Regions from separate parts of the Homo sapiens genome. Here region 1 is linked to region 2. A link is a loop called in an ENCODE intact Hi-C map of the cell type or tissue named here. Cell type or tissue: sigmoid colon. All regions are shown on one strand. Links, peaks and the distances in the headings refer to the core of each region. The heading gives the core; the rest is flanking DNA.

Region 1 (10,984 bases), core at 1,442-9,441, 53 kb before region 2:
GTCTTGCTTCTCAGTGGCCTCATTTGTGCTTCCCACACACCTTCCGAAACAAATGACTGCAGCCAAAACTTGGTCAGGATCTGCTTTCGGGGAACTCAACATAAGACTGGTTTATGAATGACCAGTCAGCTTCTTCAACTACAACTCCTATCAAATGTAACTGTTTTAAATGGGGTCTTTCAAAACAAATATTCTTTCCCAGATATACAAGTTCTGACAATTTCTTTTTATTGTGCTATTTCTGTTTCTAACATCTCTTATAAAATTCATGTAAATGCTGGGAATTTACTAGTCTCTTGAAATCAAACATGCATAGCTAGCTCCCTTTGCAGATGCCCAAATGCCTTCTCTTAGATGACTTTTTGCAACAGCAGCATGGTTTTCACAGAGACATCTGACATAGGCAGGAAAACAATATCAGTTTTCCAGGTTGAGCGATACTTGGGTGGTGTCACCATCATGCACAGAGGCCCTTGAATCACTGGCCTTTTCCCATCACTCATGACCAAATGCCTTCAAGCTTTGACTACTAGATTCCAAAATACTACTTCTTTGGTGTTTTGGTCTTTAGCAGATTTATACCCACCATAAAGTTGGGTGGAAGACTAGGGAATACCACGGAAAAGGATTTCTGAACTGGCTCTGCATGGGATCTCAGGAATGCTGAGGGGTGGCCCAAAGCTGGAGAGCATGATTCCAAGAAAGCAGGAAGACCCCAGGAATCCCATGGCTCTTACAGCAGCTCACCATCAGTATTCATCTCCCAGGGAAGGGGAGGCACAGGCAGCGGCAAAGCTCAGACCCAAACTAAACCGAGGAGGGGTATGGCAGAGGGCAGCCTCTGGACTGGGCCCCCTGGCCTGGCAGTGTCAGCAGTCCCCAACTTCTCCGGAAGCCACACCCAGATAGGTGGAACCCTGAGAGCCTGGCTCATGAAGAGCAGCTAGGTCCAGCTGGAAATCTGACAACAATGGAAATTTGGCAGGAAAATACGAACCATCTCCTAAAAATGAACCACCATGGGGAAAGAAATTTAAAATGGTTCTTGAGGGTTCAAAACATTGGCTTTCTACAAAAAGCCTGGCACCCATTCATAAGTGCTGTGATTTCTTTTTAATTATGCAGAAAATCGTTGAGGGAATGAAAGTATAAAGCACTTGTATTTAAAAATCCAGCAAAGCTGCTGTTGAAAGGATTGAGATGTGCTCACAGTTGAGCACAAATAGACGTCCTCGTGACTCGGCCTTGGAGCCCAGGCAGGCCATACTCAGCCCAGGCCACCTTCTGCGCAAGCCCTCAATGCGTGCCAGAGCCCCCAGCTTCTCCAAGTTCTTTCCTAAGCCAGAGCAGCTCAGGATAATGAGAAGAGATGGAAAAGACTACAATGAAAGGAAGGAGAAGGATAGAGACTTGCTGTCTGAGAAAGAGTGACGGAAGGTCTTGGGGAGGGTCATGTGGAGGGCATGCTTTGTTCTGGGAAAAGACACATGGCTTAGATCTGACTTCCAGAGAAAGAGCCAGAAACATCTAGAGAATGGCAGTGAGCGTCCCACAGGAGCCAACCTTGGAACTCTGAGAGGGCTTCTGGGTCACCATAACTTGCCCAGATCCTCCATTAGAACATAGCTGGGTGAAAAGGACCACTCTGACCCTCTGTTTCATCATCTTTAAAACTGGAACAATGACCGCTACTGAACGGCACCACCTAAGATGTGTGTGAAACACCTAGTACAGCACCTGACCCACAAAGGCTTCTGGATAAAGGTGCGCTGTGTTCGTTACGGTCACACCAGCTGCTAGAACAGCCCAAGACCTCAGTCTCTTACTTCAATAGAAGTTTATTTCTTAGTCACAAAATCCAAAACAGGTTTTCTTTATTGGCAGGCCACCTTCCACGGGCCAGGCTGGAGGCTTCCCCAGAGAGAGCTGAGTGGATATGAGGGTCAGGGACATGTCAGGGTTCAAGAAAGGACACAGAGTCCTTGGCATAGTCTGGCAGAAGAATGTCTTGGGAAGAGAAATCCACGAGCTGTCAAGGGGTCAGGAATCCTGCAGCTCAGATCATGTTTTGCTGAACCCTAAGTTAGGACAGACAATGTAACAAAGGATTTTGTTTTATTTGCTCTGTGGGAATAAATGGGAGAAACTGCCCATCCACCACCTGAGCACCTTGCCTTACCCTAAGTTAGCAGCACACACAGCTTAACCAGCCACTCACCTGGACTTACATCACTTCCTGCTTCTCCTGAGTCAGGTGAGATGGTGGGTGTGATTGTCCCAGCAACCTTGAGCAGCCAAGGGACACACACAGAGAAGCAATGCATAGATAGAGTGAACCAAGAATGGCAGGGATGGGCATGCTGGCAACAGGAGGTGGAAAGGGAGAGAGGGTTCTGGAGCCCTTGGAAGTGAGTCTCCTAGTGATGGGCCCTGCCCCAGTCTATTGTAACACACCTTGAGCAGACCATCTAGGTATGTTACAAATATTGGTGTCCTACTCCTGTACCTTGGGCCTGACTACTCCCCCAAGTTCCACATGGGAGTATCTGCAGGTCTTTGCCAAGAACATTTTCTTACACTACAGAAGGCCCCTTTGCCAGTGTGCCTGCAAGCCAAGAGGACCAGAGCATGAATGCCTCAGTGACCCGTGGAAACAGGTGTATGACTACCCAAACTCCTTCAGCCCTCTGCTGGCCTACGAGGTGCAGTGCCACAGGTGCACCTCCCAGGGTTTCCCCGAGGGATTGGGCTCTGGGCACCCACAGTGGACGCTGACTATACACCTCTTAACAGTGCTCTCCCTTTGCTTGTCTCACTCCCCACTTCTCAGCCACTCAGTGACTTCCTTCACCTCCCAAATAAACTACTCACACCCATATCCTTAGTCCTAAGGGCTGCTTCCGGAGGAACCCAAAAAGTAAAACCAGATTGTGATGCTCATTTTAGGTCCATAGCAGATCAAGTCAATGGGGGTGGCGGGGGCAGGGATCCCTTGGGAAGTGGAGCACTCAGCCCACCGCTATGGGAGCTGGGCCCACAGCTCTCTGCTCCGCAAGTTCCTGCAAGAGGCTGGTGTTGGGTGCCTGGCAGATCCCAGGGTTGGTCACCAAGGGTCACAGCTCAGAGCACACTGACCTGAGCACCCCATGGTAGCTGCCGAGATAGAAGAGGACTGGGGAGGAGGTCATGGCGACCTTGTGGGGACTAAGTGGCGCTTCTGAAGAGGGCCACACTCCTCTCTCCTTTCCCAATAGACCAACTGGCAAATTCATCCCGATTTTACATAAAACATTTCTGCTGACACCCAAGATTCCTGTAATTCTACCCTCAGCACTTGTCAGGACATATGTATTTTATCCAATAAGTTGTTTCCTTTGTAAGTGGAACTCAAGTGCCACCTGAATATGTATTTGTTGGTTTCTTGTATTATTTCTGAAGAGAGAAAAAAACAGTCTTTAAGAAAAACAAAAAAATGAAAGACCTTGTGCTTTGAGACTCCAGAAAAGGGGTTGGGGGTCGTGGGGCAACACTGAATCTCTCAGCCATTGTGAGAGGAAGCAAATCAACCCCCTGGGAAAGGATCACTGTGGAGAGGAAGACAGGAGGAGGCTGAGGCTCTGAGGGCCAACCAAGAGTCAGAGGAAAAGATAGAAGCCAGCCTGACTCTGAAAATCAGAAACACTGCCGGGACCCAACAGCAGGAACACCTTCCGCTCGGCCATGGAGCACTGGAGCATGTGGGGCTGAATCCACAAAGCGGGGGATGCTTGTCTCCAGCCGGTCTCTTTGCACACTGGCTGATAAAGCTCTTTTGCCTCCTCCACTGGAAACGAAAGGCTGTTGCACAGCTCCATGGGGCCAGAACCAAACCCAGTTTCCCCAGCCTAGGGGTGATTCTGACAATCGCTGCTATGGAAACAAGACTGCCAAGAACGTCACACCCAGGAAACTTTCAATATACTTTATTAAAAAGTTTCTTTGTATAAATTTCCTAAACATTTTAAAATTAAAATTAAATCCCCTCCCTCCAGCACACACAAAAAAAAAACACACAACATTAGAGGAATGCCAAAAATATTCTCTATTACAACTTTTTTAAATTCTTTAATTAAGGCATTGGTCCCAACGGTGCACATAGATTAAGGGATTTTGCTTCCTTCTGAACTAGATCATTTGTTAGAGGCTTCAGAAAAAGAAAATTAGCTTGAAATCTAGTCTGGGAAATTGGGGGCAGGGAATGAAAAAGTTGGTCTCTTGTTTCTCCACGATACACAGGCTTCCCATCTAAAGTCATGCTTAACTAAAAGGGAAAAAAAATGAACCAAGCAAAAGTATATAGAGTAGCCGTGACATTTGCATTATTTTCTAGACTTTACATTTGCCTGCAACAGGCATAACATGAAACTCCAGAGGGAATTTGGATTGATAGGAATGTTCACATAAACACCAGCAGTGGCTAACTGTTACACAACATTCAAAGTATTCGAGAGAACTGCCTGGAGACAGAGAGCGAGGGTCCACAGACACATTAGCACCATACTGATAGGTCATGCAGCAGGATGTTCCCTCCCGAGTTCGAGTGTAAATCAAAGCATGAAATGATACAGTGCAAGGGAATCTACACCCGGAGCTTCTACAGAGACAAGTTGGCGATGGCTGACTCCTTCTTCTTCAAGAGGTATATGATGTTGGCCACCCACGCTTAGGTTCCCATCACACTGATGACTCCGGGTTTGGCGAGCACTGAGCGTCGAGAGAGGGGGTGGGTGGGGTGAGGTGAGGAGCCGAGAGAAGAGAGGAAAAGCCACATTACTGACCCAAAAGGGCACTGTCATTATCATGACACAGTCCCGCAGCCTCTGGTTTCCATCACCTGTCCCACTTTTCTACTCAGTACCATCAAAGGCCCTCTGTGACGTTCTTGGCCTGGGGCCCCGGGGCCCAGGGATGTCTGGGAAATCTGATCCCATTCTTTTGCCCTGCACCATCTACCAGGCCTTTATACGAACTGAACTCTCCCCATTCTGGCACTGACCCCAGGCTCTGTTCAAAGTGTTTATTTTATTACCAGTTGAACTGCACAATATAATGGAGATACTGGATGGCCCCAGTGACAACATTGTTATTTATAGGAAGCAAAACTATTTAAAAGATAAATTTGTGGGGGTTGTTTATCTTTGGCGTTATCTGTAGTTGTTCATTATATTATCTTCCCAGGAATCATTTTTGGTGCAATATTTTACAAATAACAGCAACTTAGTAACATTTCTGAAGAATGACAAGGGACAATATGTTTTTAGAAACCCAAAATAGGAATTCAAAAAGACATTTCATGGGTTGTATTTGAACGTCTTCCTTATCTGAGGATACACTTTATCTTCTTTTTCACATGTATCATAATCATTGCACTTCTAATATTTTTCAAGGTGACTTATTGACCTGAATCTCTTATTTGCAGAAGCCATAAACACAAGGAAGAATCACTTACCAGGAGCGCAAACCTTTTCACATTCTTTCTGTGATCCAAATTTGTTTTCGTTTCCACCACAACCTCCATACCAGAATCTTGCACAGCTTTTGGTGTTTGGATCATAGTACCATTTTAATATGAAATCCCTGCAAGTTCCTTCGTCTTTCGGCAACTTGCATATATCTTTAATAAAAACATGAGAAAAGGATATTAATGAGAACATGCGTGTTACTCGGCTCCCAGTGCTGGGGCTGACAGTCTGATGACCCTACTGTGGCAGAAGGAAAAAAAAGAAGAGCTTCCAGGTGAAAACTCCCTTAACCTGCTCAAATCTCCATTTCCTCACTGCCATATGGACATAGGAATTGCTTACAGCCTTGTGAGAGATAGATGAAATTATATCAATGAAAGGGCTTCATAAACAGCACTCAGAATCCCAAATGCTGGCAATGGTTATTGAATAATTTTAAATGAAATGAATTGTTTTTCCCCTTTCCAATCACTGGGCCATTTGCCCTCCAAGTCCTTCCATGTTAAATCCCCAGAAAAGAAACTGAATTTTAAAACCTCAGGGTTTTATAATTCTTGGCAAAATGGAAATTCGATTCTGTTGGGATATAGTTCAAAAATAAGGCTCTACCTTTCATTACAAGCCAAGTAGACTGAAAATTAAAGGTAAAGCAGAAAAGAAAATCCTTTATGAGTGTGTGTGTGTGTGTGTGTGTGTGTGTATGCACGTATGTGTGGTAGCCAAGAGCCTTTGTGACCTGCCAAATGAAACACGTAAAACAAAGAGCTAGCACTGATGTAAAATTCATGATGGCAAAAATGTCACATAGCAGAACTATTTTGAAGACAGAGAAGCATTCTTTTCCCAGTTAAGGAAGTTTATGTTTCCAATGCACACGTCTGATGTAGCCCAGCTGCAAAGTAAAGCAAAGGTCCCCTCGACGCCTGGAGAGAAGAGTTTACAGTTCACACACAGCACGACTCCTGTTTACAGAGTTTTCTGGCAAACTCCAGATTGTTCTGGGAAAGAGAAGCATTGATGTCAACTGTTATCTGTAAGTTTGAAAACGTAAACCTTCTTTCTCCAAAACTCCCTGGAGCCAATAATTCTGCATGTTCCTGTGAGTAGCTAACAGGCTGGAATTATCCAGCTCTCCCCTACAAAGAGATGCTTCTCCATCTCCTTTGTCCCCAGCGAGGCAGGCTGCTCACAGCTGCGGAGGTGGTGAGCATCTGTGCTTCAGATAGATACCAAAAAGGACAAGGAAAACCTAAGTCTTCAGTGGATAATCATAGCTTGGATCACCCACGATGGACCAGACTCAAAGGTGCACAGGACTGAGGCTCAGAATTGGTCTAAAACATTTCCTGGTTGCTGCTGTCACCCAAATTCCAGGCTGGTGGCTGGTGGCTCCACAGTTACAACACCTCCTAGTTGCAGACGCTCTCAGGGCCCAGAAAGCCAGTGGTCCCCACGAGAGCCTTTGAAGACTCCAGGAAGTCAGAATAAAATGAAGACAATTTACAAAAACAACCTTCTTTCTCTCAAATATGCCAATAACTGAAGGAAAATGCCTGGCTGTCAAGGAAGGTCCTGGAGAGAACTGACAAGGCAAGGTAATTTAACCATCAAAATTTATTCCTCATTTACTGGTGGCTTCCCTGTTAGCGTGAGGCCGGCGTCAAATGATCTCCCTATTCTTCCTTCCTTCCCAGAGCGTTGGCCAATGGACCCTATTTGCTCTATTTTATTTGTTTCAAGTGCACTTCAGTCCTGACCATCTGTGTTTAGCTGTTCAATTCCCAGTCCCCTGGGCTCTGCTGAACCAGTCACGAGAGGTCTGCCCAGAGCCACGGACACCCAGCCCATGAGTGGCCTCACAGCAGCACACTCCACTCCCCGTCTGATTGGCTTCTCCAGCTTCCTTGGCCCTCCACCCTAGCCCTCCAGTTCCACACCACGGCACTGGTGTTTTCTGCCCTTATTTCAGTGAGAGTCACTACTGAGACCCTGTAAGATTTACTAGTGGAAAATAAGGACACTGTTACTGTGGACAAGAAGATATTTGGAAAACCAAGAGAAATATATTAGTGAGGTGAGAACCCGGCACTATTCAAAGACAAAAACCTGTACTTCTCTACTTCTGAAGCATGAAAACGGAGGATTTTATGTTCTTAAGAAGGCTTCTAATGCAAACTCCACATAATCTTGACTTCTGAGACATGTCGTTTTGGCTGGACTCTACTCAGCTATGAGTGCATATGTTAAAGCAACTGTTTTAAAGCAAAAAAAAAAAAAAGTATTTAAATGTCCTGGAGTACCAAGGGAGATGGCTGGCCCTCGTTGAACTTAACCTGGACTTTTCCCTAGAACGACACGTCTTTGGATGCAATAGTTGTTCATCTTTTCCCTCTGAAATCAGTCTGCCCCCCAGGTATAACCTGTAGGAAGCTAGAGCCTTCTCTTTATGTGAGAGGAGCGCATGGCTGAGTCTTCCTTAATTTGCTCTTCTTTATTATTGAGAACCTAGTGGGAGCCTAAAAGACAATGGGGACTGAAAATTATCCACAACCTTCCCCGGCTTCCTAACCTAGAATACCAATGTAACTAAGTTTGCTTGGAAAACAGAGAGGGGAAAGGCTGCCTGACTCAGACCACTGTCTGCTGAAACTTCCTTACTATTGGTCACTGGGCTTCAGGAAAGTAACCAAATAGAAGAGAGGAAATGGAGGCAAGCACAATGTTAGGTTAAAACCCTGTTCTGGGAATCCCACCTGTTCCCAGAAGCCACAGGTGCCTACCTAGAACATCCTAAAAACAACCATTCAAAAACACTGGGGCGCAAGGCACCCTAAGCCCCACAGTCCATTTTTGTAATAATGATGTGCAGGAGTGGATGTGCATGTGCGATGCATGCACCTTCCCACAAGCAATAATATTCATAGAAAAAAATAGGAAGGCTATGCATCGGGTCACTATTGGTTTTCATCAAAAGCCAGCAATGCTGTCACAATGAGAATCGTGTAATATATTTCTCTGTACCTCCTGAATGCTTGACAATGCATATCTGTTAACTTTATAATCAGCAAAAAATATATGTATTCTTCAAAGTGGAAAACATATTGATTGGAAAATCTTGTCTTTTTCATAGTTTGATATTCCCATAGTGTTTCAATGCATTTTTAAAGGCATCAGCTTTGACATTTCCCAAACATATTGATTTCCAAATCACGATGTAAGTACTTCCTTGAGCAAACTGAAGGAAGACAGACTGAGAGGTGTTTATGCTGCAATCATCAACATGTTCCTCATCAGTTTAATGGTCCCCAAAACAAGAAAATTCAATCACCTTCTCACTCGGCATTGTTGTTACAGTATAAAGTACTTCCATACCTTGGATGCAGGTATGATTTGCCTGAATGAAAACACTTTCCGCCGTCTACATTTTGAGCATTGGTCAGTTCAAAGGGTACCAAGGAAACTTACCAAATTTTTAACTTACTTAATTTATTTACTTATTTAGATACTGAGTCTCACTCTGTTGCCCAGGCTGGAATGAAGAGGTATGATCTCAGCTCACTGCAACCTCTGCCTCCCAGGTTCAAGTGACTCTCCTGCCTCAGCCTCCTCAGTAGCTGGATTACAGGCATGAGCCATCATGCTTGGCTAATTTTTGCATTTTTAGTAGAGACAGGGTTTCACCATGTTGGCCAGGCTGGTCTCGAACTCCTGACCTCAAGTGATCCTCCTGCCTCAGCCTCCCAAAGTGCAGGGATTATAGGCATGAGCCATCACACCCGGCCAATTTTTAACTTTATTTTAAAATGTAGCTGTGGTTAAATTTTACTCTTTCAGATCTTGACCAACAGACTTCTATTTTTTAAGACTTCAAGATAAAAAACACTCCTTTGGGCTCATCATAACCCACACATGACAACTAACCAGAAAACATCCTCACACAGCGATGAACAACAGACAGCCTGGAGAGGACCATTTCCTAAATCCCTGTAGCTATTTAACTTACTTCAGCTGTGGGATTAGTTTGTTCTTTAAATTATTATTAACATAAAGTCAGGTATTTCCCCCAAATATACCATTTTATGCTAATTGATGATATATATTCACATGGAACATGGCCAACCAAATACTGTATTGTATCCAATATAAGAGCTCTTAATTTTATGATGCACCATTATTTTATGTTCCACTAAGTAACACAAAATGCTACCAATAAACCATGATATATTGTCAATTCTAAGTCACATTTCAGTTTCAGAAGTGTCCCAATGAGAAGAAAATTGTGCATCTTAGAATCAATAAGTAAAACGTTAGTAAACACAAAATGATGGTTCCTTCAGGGCTATACAATTGGCCCAGTCATGTCTACTCGGACAAAATGTGATCAGTTCTACAGATTGCTAATTTCAAGAATAAATAATAAAGGACATGGTGATTTTGTTAGTTGTTTTGTCTAGTTTCTGCATTGAAACTTCTTTAACACAGGTGATTAAGCCAATAATTTAGGATTCATTTTGCAATACTGCAAAAAGTAAATTTTAAGTTAGATTTTTGTTGTTGTTGTTGTTGTTTAGAAATTCTAGACAGTCTTAGCTTTAATAGTAATATGCATAGAAAATATCTATCCAAAGCTTCCTTAGCTAAAAATGAGAAGGGAGAAGAGGGAGGTGGTAACAAAAGCCTGAAACCAAAATTAGCAACTACGTAGCACTGTCAAAATCAGCAGCGACAAAGCAGGTGGCAGAAAGGCCCAGCACACCCATGCTTTCAGGAGGCCACGGTAACGAATGAAAGATCCACTGCTGCTCACTGCCATTTACAGGCAGCAGATGTGTGACAGAAAAGTGGCTGGAGCATAATTCTTTTAGATGCCGAGCAAAGCAAAAAGTGGAGTGAGATGTTTTTGTGGGGGTTCATTTGGTTTTATTTAAAAAAATACAAATATTAACCACTGAAAATCAAATCATGTAATATTGTAAAGCTGGAATCCTGAGTGGTTGCTAACGATGCCCTAGGTATATTAATGGAATCAAGGCCTGTTAACAGAATCAACCTTCATCTCAAAGGCGAGAGTCTCCCTGCCACATACCAAACAGGGCCAGATCTTATGGAGGACAAAAAATGCCCCAACCAGACTGCCCTCGCATTACATGCCTGACTCACATTCCTGATAAACAAGCATCTATTCAATGTGACTGTCAAAATGGGCAAACATTAACATATGCAAACGAAAACCAATGGTAACACTGGTCCTCTCCTCTTCCCCTGCCTTAGGTGCCCAGGACTAGGAACCTTTTCATTTCAGAGTGTTTCTACCTACAAATTCCTTCACAGATTCAAACACAGGTCACCAGGTTCCCAGAATCTAACATGATAAACTATGAAAAATACAGATTCTTAAGACAGCATCTTTTATTCACAGAAGTAAAAAAGCAAACAGTAGCATCTACTATTTAATACTAAGAAAGGGACCCATCTCTGTAAAC
Region 2 (10,984 bases), core at 1,148-9,147:
AAGCCTCCGAATGGGGAGAAGGGGGAAAGAGGGAGGCTGTTCTGGAGCGCAGGAGAGTGAGTGGGCAAAGAGCCACAGCGTTGTGGAAATGTACGTTCCTGACAACAGAAGCTGCACCCGCACTGTGACAATATTCCCAAAGTCCATCCTCGGCAATCTGGGGCCAAGACACAGCATCACAGAGGCCTCCTGCAGGCAGATACATTTTGGAAATGTTGCATTTCCTTTCTTGTGTTGGAGACACACAAAGCGCCTTAGTTAGGAAGAAAGAAAGCCTCTTTCACTTTGTTTATCCCACTGTTGCCCAAATTTACCTGATCATAAATGCTCAGGAACATCCCACAGAAACCTGGTGGGCCACACTGCTCTCTTCCCCAGGCACCAGCGAGGAGAAACCAAGCCCCTCTCAGTTGCACCCAAATAATCATCCTCACCTCCCTCATCACCCACTGTATCCTGCAGTGATTTCCTTTCACTTGCTTTTACTCCTTCCTCCGCTCCTCCCCAACTTTCCTTCTTTTCTCTCCTCTTGGAAGAGCAGGCAAGTGAGTGCATATGAGGGAGCAAGGCCGCATCTGCCTCCTTCGCCACTGTGAACCCCCCCCACCCGAGTGACCCGGGAGAGTGGCCCTTGGAGGACATTTATTGAGAGGTAGATATATCTTTCCTCCTTCCTTCTCAGCACCAGGGCTCCCACCATTTTTTAGTTTATTGTACCAGGCCTAGAAAGAGGGAACAGGAAAAAGAAAATAGAATAAACTATGGTCATAAGAGCCAGGTGGCCTTCCTGCCAGTTAAGACACTTCTCAGCACCAAGCAAAGTCAAAATTATCTTCACACCTTGGCTCTGGAGATACCAATATTTCAGAGTCTATGTCCCAGCTTGCAGAGTGTCCCTGGTCAGACTCCTTCCTGCCTCACAGAAGGCTGCTGACCAAACCTACCAGGGGTCGCAGGACTGATACGCAACAGGCGTTATCAGTTAGACGGCCCCTCCCTTTGGATATCTAGACAGAAGCTTTCATGCAAAGTTAAGGAGTCCTGAATTCCAAGCTGCACATATGTCCCTTTTGGAGAATTTAATTTGCCCCAAAACATGAATCTTAGCATCTCCCCCCTTGAACCTCTGCCATTTCTGCCCATCGAGGCCAAAAAGGGCATGTGGGTTCCTAAATTTTCCTGTAATTTTAGTTTTCACTTCACATGGCAGGAAAAGCAAAATTGAGAACACCTTGTGGCCCACAGTCCAGACAAGTAGCCCCAGACAATGACACTGAGTGAGGATGCAAAGAGTTCCCTGCGTACCTGGGCTCGGTAGAGGCTGCAACACCGGCTGCAGCCTGCTCAGCTCCTCGCGGGTGAGCTGGGTCACCCTCTCAGAGATGACCTGTTGGACGGTCCCCAGCTGGCGAAAGGTGGGAATGGCCACGGCAAAGTCCGGGATGAAGGAGATGGTCTGCATCTCTGTGATGTCAGCGTTCCCGATGCCAATGCCAATGGGCACAGCCCCACCCCTCTTCACGACCACGGAGGGGTTCCGCACATCATCCCCAGACCTGTCGGCCGTGAGGACGATCAGCAGCTGGGGCACACCTTCTGTTATCCTGCTTCCCGCAGAGCTGACCAGGATGTTCCTCAGGACAAACTCCAGGGCGGCCCCGGTGTTGGGGGTCGGCCCTCCCAGCAGGGTCAGCTGGCGGACAGCGTTGACGACGTCCTGCTTGTTCATGTATGAATTCAGGTAGAACTCGGGCCTGGTCCGGTCGCTGTACTGCACCACGGCCACGCGGACCCGGTCCTGGCCCACATCCAGGCTTTCCACCACTCTCTGGACAAACTCTTTCAACAGAGGGAAGCCGCTCCTGACGCCCTCAGAGCCATCAAGCAGAAACACCACGTCCTTTTCACCTGAAACTGGGAGGAGGACAGCCTGGTAACTCACACAGGACATCAGAGCAGCAATTTCATATCAACGAGGTGGGCTGCATAAGAGCATCACAGGGATGTCCAAGTCCAAATCCCCGAACTTGAGAAAAGGACTTTGCAGATGTGATTCAGGTAAGGATTTGGGGATGGGGGGATTACCCTGGAATTAGCCAGGTGGGCCCAATGTAATCAATCACAAGTGTCCTTATAAGAGGGGGTAAGAGGGTCAGAGTTAGAGAGAAGATGTAAGGATGGAAACAGAAGTCAGAGAGGAGAGAAAGTGCCAAGCTGCTGGCAATGAGGATGGAGGATGGGGCCAGGAGGCAAGGAATGCAGGCAGCCCCTGGAGGCTGGAAAAGGTGAGCAGATGAAGAATCCCTTAGAACCTGCAGAAAGAACACAGCCTGTTGACACCTTGATTTTAGCTTAGCAACACTGGTTTCCAATTTCCAGCCTTCAAAACTGTCAGATAATAAGGATTTTTGTTTTTGTTTTTGTTTTTGTTTTGCAGTGGAGGGGTCGGGGGGTGGACAGAATTTCGCTCTTGTCGCCCAGGCTAGAGTGCAGTGGCGCAATCTCAGCTCACTGCAACCTCCGCCTCCCGGGTTCAAGTGATTCTTCTGCCTCAGCCTCCAGAGTAGCTGGGATTACAGGCACCCGCCACCACACCCAGCTAATTTTTGTATTTTTGGTAGAGACAGGGTTTCACCATGTTGGTCAGGCTGGTCTCCAACTCCTGACCTCAGGCAATGGGCCCGCCTTGGCCTCCCAGAGTGCTGGGATTACAGGTGTGAGCCACCGCACCCGGCCTGTTTTGTTTTTGGCCACTAAATTTGTGTTACTTTGTTATAACAGCAATGGGAAACTAATACACCAATATAGGGACCCCTTTTATTTTGGAACTTTTCAATGCTTGAAGAGTATTGTTAGCTTTCAAAGATGTATTCAAGAAAAAACTTGGGATGGGAGGAGAGACATGAGATGGCAGCACCTGCACAACCACTAGCATTTTATCGATGGGAGGTTTCAATTGAGTTGCTGCAAGTCACAAGTGGGTTAATGGGAGGAAACGGAACCCAGATGTCGGAGTTACCATCCCAAGCCAACGGCCAATGGGCCCAGTAATCAAAGGAGAGGCTCTGGAGTCTTCATTTTTCATCAAAAGGCATACAGGGGAAATTACTCTCTTCACTGCATTTTTATCACTAAATTAAAGGGGTTAAATGAAAAGTCATGGCAGTGTCAATTAGCAGTTGGGGGATTTTAATGCAGAGTTTATGGTGGAAAGTTATCTACCTCTTCTACTCCTTTAATTTTTAATGAATGTAATGAAGGAATTATAACAATATAAAGGCATTGGGTGAATATGAAGATGAAGGCTGTTTTAGGTACAATGTAACCATATGATATGGCTTTTATTATGCATACCATAAAAACTGTTTTTAAAAAAGGATTTTAACCACTGATATCTAAATCTTTATAACATGTCTTACTATGAAATAATCTAATGCCCTTAAAAATACTCACCCTCATTCTCCTGAGAGAGCAGCTAGAGAATCAAAGTAAGGAGGGACATCTCATATTCTATTGTTCCTGCTGAAACCAGCAGGTGATTAATTTTCCACCTTTCCTGTAAACTCAAGGAGGGCTTCTATCTAAGGACCAGTGGCCAGCAGCCTACCCTCAACTCATGCATTAGAGAACTGAGTGGCAGAGCAACTAGCATTTCTCTACCATACCTGGTGCTGGTGCTCCGTTGTGCACTGATTTTAAGAGATTCACTATCTGTGGATGAAGATCTCCAATCTTGGGAAGCGACTCTGCAGCCAGGATAAACGCTGGAGACAGCACGATCTGCTCTAACTCAGCAGGGTCTGCGTTCTTGGCTTGGAAGATGAAAGGCACAACCCCACTCTGCTTCAGGTTACTTGCTGGCCCATCCACACGGTCAGATGACCTTCCTGCGACCAGCAGCACCAGGAACTGAAGCACTCCATCCTCGATCCGGCTGCCAGCAGACTTCACAAAAATGTACCTCTGTGCATAGTCCAGCGCGTAGCCCAGGTTGAGGGCTTTGCCCGTCTTGATCTTCATTCTCTTCACAAGATTCAGGATCTCAGGCTTACTCTGGTGCTCATCAAAACGGGACTCCACCTTGACATCATCGCTGTACTGAGCCACCGCAATTCGGGTCCCCTCTGGCTTCACATTGAGCTCATCGATAATCTTGTAGAGAAAGTCACGGACAACAGGGAACTGGCCCACAAGATTGGCTGAGCCGTCAAAGAGGAACAGAATGTCTCGCTTGCTCTCTGCAATGAAGGTAGATTAGGATACAATGAGGGACGAGAGCATAACAGGAACCAAAGCGACTTCAGCCCAGCACCATTTGACAACAGGAGTTGGTGAAACTCATCTGATGACCACTGTGCCAGCAAGAGAAGAGAAAACCCAAATTCATACCACTTGTCTTGAAAATGTCCTATTTCAAATCAGTGCATATTTGCAAAGCTAGTAACTAGAACAGCCTATCCCATCTAGCATCATGCTTCTTCAATAAAGCAAGCCAGGGAAAAGCCCCACTGGGTTGTGTTCTTACATCAGGTGGCAATCGCTCCAGGAAAACAGACAGCAGTTTCAAACTGTTACAAATAAAAGTATTGAAAACATGGCCCTTAATATACCTTTGCTTAAAAAAATTGATCTCAATCTCTAGAAAAAAAAAGGGGGGGCTGATATGGGTCAACCACTCAAAGATAACTGGGTTGCCATGAATCTGCTGTAATTGAATGATCAAATCATTAAATTTGAGGTTACGGGCCAAGACCCACAATAGTGCCCATTACTGCTGTGTGGGTCAGGCTCCTTGTCAATGCTTCCCAATCTGTTGTAATGAGACAATAGGAAACACAGATGACAGGCCCTATGGCACCGCAATGTGTAATGTAAATAACATTCTCAGTTAAAACAGTTCTTAGAACTATTTTGATTAGGTTTCAATTGGTTTAGTCTTGCCATTCATCTGTGTGATGTTAGCAGACTGGTAGATCTGATACAACCATATCTTACCACCATAATAATTTGCAATAATAATAATAAGTTAGCCTTCCCCTAGAAACCATTTTACCATTGCATGAAGATGCACCCTTTGTTTGTTTTATAACAAATAATTTTCTAGATACAGCAGATGTTGAACATTTAAAAATCATGTAAAAATACAATTTCAACGTTTAAATAATCCCAAGGCATATTCATGTAAGAAAAATCTCTCTCTGTCTCCCTCCACCCCATGATCCCCAAATCTGGATTCGAACTCCAGAATCCTCACAGTCATTAGAGGAAAAAAAATCCTTCTGAATAAAGGGTGAGGCAAAATGGACAGAACATAAGCTGGATGTTCTAGACTTTCCTTCGTGAACACCCTTTAGACAGAGTCCAGCCTTGCTGGTACAGTGTCTCAAGTCCCCATTCAAACTATTTCAATGGAAGGGAGCCAATTGTCTTTGTACAGTCCACAGTGCTCTTGAGTTCAGACTGGCAAACTACCCTCCAGGGTGGTGTCTGAGGAAGGAGAGGGAGTTCCCGGCAACAGGGGAGGTTTACCTGGCTGAGCGAGTGGTACTTCCTCCACACCTCCACTAACATATGTGGTTAGGGGCTGAATCAGCTGCTGAGGCAAAGCTGGCAGGGAGCTGAAATCATCCATGAGATACACCAGGCTTGGGTTAAAAGCAATCTGCTCAAGCTCTGCCTTATTCGCCTGGCTAGCTCCCACACAAAAAGTCAGGATGCCCGCGCGTGTCAAGGCGTTGGCAGCTTGCAAATAGGAGTCCTCAGACTGCCCAGCTGTGAGCAGAAGCAGGAGCTGCGGCACGTGTTCACGGATCCTGCTGCCGCCAGCTTCCGTGAAGTGGTTGGCATAGACATAGCTTAGGGCTGAGCCTGTGTTCAGGCCCGAACCTCCCTGGAGCTGCAGCTGCCTCAGATGACCAAGGATATCTGACTTGGTCTGGTATGTGTTTAAAGAGAACTCCGTTACAGGAGTGTCACTAAATTGCACTAAACCAACACGAATATTGTCATTTCCAATATCAAGGCTGTTAACTAGGTTCATTACAAAGTCGCGCACATAAGGGAAATTGGTTTTTCCAACGTTGGCTGATCCATCCAAAAGAAAGATGATATCCCTTTTGTTTGAGTGAACTGCAGTGAAGCACAGAAAAAAAAGTGAGACATACACAACCACGGAGAGTTTTATCATGTGTGCCTACAACACGTGCACACATGCCAACATTTAGAACACAGAGAAAGTCAGCATGGCAAAGCATGTCCATCTTGTAAAATATGGCAGATGGCTGCATATTTTCCTCTGGTGGTGGCTGGTGTTTGTGAGACATATTGGTAGCCGAGTTTACAAAACCAAGTTGGCTCAAAGAGAGCTACAACATCAAAGTTAGAATGTTTACAGACAACAAAAGTGATCAGAATCCTTGAAACCAAACACTCCTTCCCTAAAAATGAATACTATGAAGGTGCTGCATCAGTCCATATCACTCATCCCAGCCAGGTTTAAGTTTGCCTGGCTGGATCCTCTGGGGCTCACCTCTACCCACAAACAGAGGGTCTTCCATCCATAGCTCAGAAGCAGTTAGCCCTCACTAACCTGAGAAAACGAGTTCCTTAAGGCTAAAAAAAATAGCAAAAGTAGGCTGGTCTCATATTGAAGTCTTCTTCAGACTTCCCCGTTTGTCATTCTCCACTGGGACTCTTCTCCTATTAGGAAGTCACAGTCTTGCTAGGCAATCATCCAACAGGGGAATTCCCCCAAAGTGAGATGATGGGACCGTAAATACACAGCAAAATAGAAGGAGACTAGTTGCTAGGCTTGGCCAAACTTATACACATCAAGAATAAAAAGTATAATTCTCAAAATAGTGTATTTGACCCAACACATTTACCATGTGCCTTTAAAATTTTATTTTTTATTTCTTCCCTGATGCCCTACTGTAATTTAGACCTCACAACTAATTGTATCCTAAGTTGAACTTTGGCTATGAAAGTGTGGATTAAAAGTTTTAAGAAAAATTTTAAAAGAGAGAGAAAGAGATGGATATAGAAGACCAGGGAGTGTGAAGAGAAAGCATGCATCCAGGCAGCATGGGTCATGCCTGCATCAGGCAATCCTCTAGTGATCGAGTCTGCAAGGTGGGAAAGCATCATTCTGTGATGCTCATCTTCTCTTCATTAAGGGCAGTGAATTGTATTTCTTCAACTCATTAGCTCATAGATCTGTATAATGTCTTTAAAAATAACTCTCCACTGGCAATCATATTAAATGAGGGATTTGAAGAACCACTAGGTTTGAACTCCACACTTAGCCATTCAATATGCTTTCCCATTGAGGGTAATCCCTTAACGAGAGAGAAGAGAGGGATTAAAAGCTGAGGACACTGTGCCCTAAACAGCTCAGACTGGGGCTGTTTAGAAGTAGATGGACAACTCAGGAAAGGAAAGCTACATCCTGGTGATGAGGAGGAGACTGGACAGAAATCACCAGTAGAAACAGAAGAACACAGGGATCTGACAAGCGATAAGAACTGAGATGTGACCTCCTCGGCCAGAAGCTTCAAAGACAGGTGGTGGCCCATGGTCCTGTGGTTTAAATCATATGGTTCTTATATGAAATTTCATTGCATGACATTGTAAACCATACAATCCTGAACCCAGTGCAAAAGGAAACCTGGAATAAATCATGTTCGTTGCTGCTGTTTTCATCATTTGTTGTCTCTTAGCTAAACACAAACACACTTCATTTTGTTTTGTTCTTAAAGGCCCTGCCTGGAGACCACCCCATTGTGTGTCTGAAGCCATCACCACCATACCTTCAGGGGTTCCAGAGAGGGTCCTGAGAGGTGCCAGCAAGCCAGGCAGCATGCCTTGCAATGGGGCGGCTCGGAACTCAGCTGGGATGAACACCAGGGAGGAGTCGAAAGCGATCTCTTCCAGCTCAGCCTGATCGGCACCCTTGTTCCCAATGGCAAAGGCCATTATGCTGCTTCTCTTCAGCTCCTGGGCAGGCTGGCTGATTTCATCTAGGGACTTACCACCTGTGATCAGCACCAAAAGCTTAGGAATCCCCTCGGCAGCCCGGTAGCCGGCTGAACTCGTGAATAGGTTGTTACGAACAAAGTCTAGAGCAGAGCCCGTGTACAGGGCCGAGCCGTCCAGGGGCTTCATTTTCCGCACAGCGGTTATGACTTCCCTTTTTGTTGGATGGGTATTGAAATAAAATTCAGGCCTCACAGTGTCTGCATACTGGGCCACTGCCACCTGGATAAGATCCTGTCCGATTTCCAGCCTCTGGATGACTTTAGCAATGAAGTCTCGGATGGCATTGAAGTTGGCCAGTCCCAGTGCAGATGAGCCATCCACCAGGAAGACTATGTCTCTCTTGTTGACTTCAATGACTGTAGGTGGCAACATTATAAGGCAATTAGAATGGCCTTACCAAGCACAATCAACAATGACTTTCAACAAAGCTAACTCCATTTAAAGGACACCCTCATTTACTGTGGCCAACGTGACCACAGGGCCACCCCAAAGGGAATTTGTCCTAATGAACACATAAGTTATGGTTGCCTCCCCACCTGCTGGAGGAAAGCTGGCTCACCTTCCACCCTGCCCAGTCAGTACTTTTTACAAAATAGTTGCACAAAAACAAATTTAGTTTTAGTAGCCACCTGTTTTGTATGCTGTCACTGAAAATTCAATAAGTTCTCTTCTGCCGTAAATACACAACTTGGCCAGAGTGAAGTCATTGCTTGAATAATTAAAGAAACCACTGATGTCTGCTCAGAGAACCCTTTGCCTCACAGTCTTCATTTCAAAATGCTCATTGTCAAGTGCAAAAGCTGAAAGAGCCTGCACATCCCTGTTCTCTTCAGTTCTATATTCCCTGTCTTCATTTGACAGACGAAAGAATTACTTAACATAAAACGTATAAAAAGGAAATCAGCATCAAAGCCAGCAAGTGCCGCAAACATTTTTCACTTAAGAGACCTGCGTTTTGGCCAGGCACAGTGGCTCACGCCTGTAATCCCAGCACTTTGGGAGGCTGAGGCAGGTGGATCATCTGAGTTCAGGAGCTCAAGACCAGCCTGGCCAACAAGGGGAAACCCCATCACTACTAAAAATACAAAAATTAGCCGAGCGTGGGGGCAGACACCTGTAATCCCAGCTACTCAGGAGGATGAGGCATGAGAATCACTTGAACCTGGAAGGAGGAGGTTCCAGTAAGCCGGGATTGCACCACTGCACTCCAGCCTGGGTGATAGAGTGAGATTTCATCTCCAAAAAAAAAACAAAAAACCTGTTTTTAAAGATCCTAAGTAATATGACAGTGATAACTTAAAGGCAAACCATAAAGCAAAAACATCTCAATAAGATAACTGTCTCACAGTGACTGTGAACTGCTGTATCCATGTGCAGGCACCCTGCCCATATTGCAAGAACCATGAACTCTGTTAAGACCACAACACCTAACCCAAAAACCTGACAGAGATTCCAAGAAGTAGAGGAACATAAATGATTAAACCTGAGATGGACTGTTTTGCAAAAGAGTCCTCTGTTACTGTATTCCATCAGATAGATTGCATGGCAAGTTGATTTTGTAAAAGCAGACAAAGGAAACAAAGTTTGGGATGAAGGTAAGGAAGAACTTTCTAAGAATCAGAGCTACCTTCTAGAACATATTTTTATTTTTATTTTTATTTTAGGACAGAATCTCACTCTATCACCCAGGCTGGAGTGCAGTGGCATGATCTCAGCTCACTGCAACCTCCGCTTCCTGGGTTCAAGCGATTCTCCCACCTCAGCCTCCTGAGTAGTTGGGATTACAGGTATGCACGACCACGCCCGGCTAATTTTTGTTTTGTTTTGTTTTGTTTGGTAGAGATGGGGTTTCACCATGCTGGTCAGGCTGGTCTCAAACTCCTGACCTTGAGTGATCCACCTGCCTCAGCCTCCCACAGTGCTGGGATTACAAGGGTGAGCCACCACATCCAGCCTAGAACACATTTTTGAAATGCAGTTCATTTCTAGTTGTTTGGACCAGAAGCTGGGAGCGTGATGCCTGGGGTGAGAATCGCTGATACATGCCAAATGAAGACAGCAGTGCCTCATCTGGGTGCTCACCTGTAGCATCAAGACAAGGTCTATGTTCTAAGAGAAGGGTAACATGTTATGCACCAACGTCCTTAATACAATAACACAGTTGCCTACTGGTGTAACAATGTGTGCAGAACATCATTGAACCTTTTCTCAATATTTCATGGTCATTGTTATGAACATCCATTCTGGGCTTTCCTTCCTTCATTTAATTTAGAACATGCTGTCTCTCTGGGCTACCCCTTCATTTTGATTTAAAATATCTTTGCAGATAAAACTAATGTGTAGATCTCTAGAAGACTTATACCTTTGTACCATTAGAGAGAATATATATGTATATAGATACACACATACACGTATATAGACACATATAAATTCCATATATGCTATACCATGAATCTACCACTCATGTATTTACTATGTATATCACACATGACAGAAAAATAGACAAATACTCATATAACAATGACCTGAGAAGCTACTTGCTCCTATACCAAGTGGCCCAGATTGTTATATTCTTCTTTATAAGTACCAGCAATGGCACAACTCTTGGGGTGGGAGAAGATAAATATCATCCCCTACCCTCCCACGTTTTCCCTCCCCCTACCACTGCATCACTAAAAGTTCTCCCGATGAGCCAGCGGGAAGGAATACCTTCTAGATCTAATGAAACAAGTGGCCTAGTCTCCTTGCACCCAACAAGGATTCAGCTCTGGGAACCCTGAAATGCACCTCTGGTTCCCAGAGGCTCTGTCCCAGAGTCCCCTTTGATTAGGTAAGAGGTCATTTACGTTTGATTTTTATTCAAGTCATGGGAGCTCATGACAGATGATATGCCTAGAACCATGCTTAGCCAAATATAGTAAACACTGAAAAATATTGAGTAACTGGA

What was found. Hi-C counts contacts between places; a loop is a spot of excess contacts. Peaks named below come from ENCODE experiments on the same cell type or tissue, not always from the same donor. Only the 100,000 strongest peaks of a DNase experiment are listed, where the experiment ranks them.
Region 1: a loop joins it to region 2, with 4 times the contacts of the local background. A loop is called at or near these places in 2 of 110 quality-filtered maps.

What each region holds. Positions count from the first base shown.
Region 1 is chr2:237,320,072-237,331,055 of GRCh38, forward strand. COL6A3 (collagen type VI alpha 3 chain) reads right to left here. Exons shown (of 44, transcript NM_004369.4): 43 at 5,489-5,653; 44 at 3,947-4,743. The coding sequence ends at 4,703. Among named protein-coding and RNA genes, the nearest start is that of COL6A3, 89 kb to the right of the region's middle. RefSeq lists an enhancer at 4,437-5,636. In sigmoid colon, for the core only: no CTCF peak of the experiment used is centred there; DNase peaks (open chromatin) are centred at 1,837, 4,950, 6,710 and 6,921; H3K27ac peaks cover 5,090 bases.
Region 2 is chr2:237,373,107-237,384,090 of GRCh38, forward strand. It overlaps COL6A3 (collagen type VI alpha 3 chain), which reads right to left. Exons shown (of 44, transcript NM_004369.4): 5 at 7,809-8,393; 6 at 5,530-6,129; 7 at 3,666-4,238; 8 at 1,306-1,914. Among named protein-coding and RNA genes, the nearest start is that of COL6A3, 36 kb to the right of the region's middle. In sigmoid colon, for the core only: no CTCF peak of the experiment used is centred there; DNase peaks (open chromatin) are centred at 1,755 and 5,775.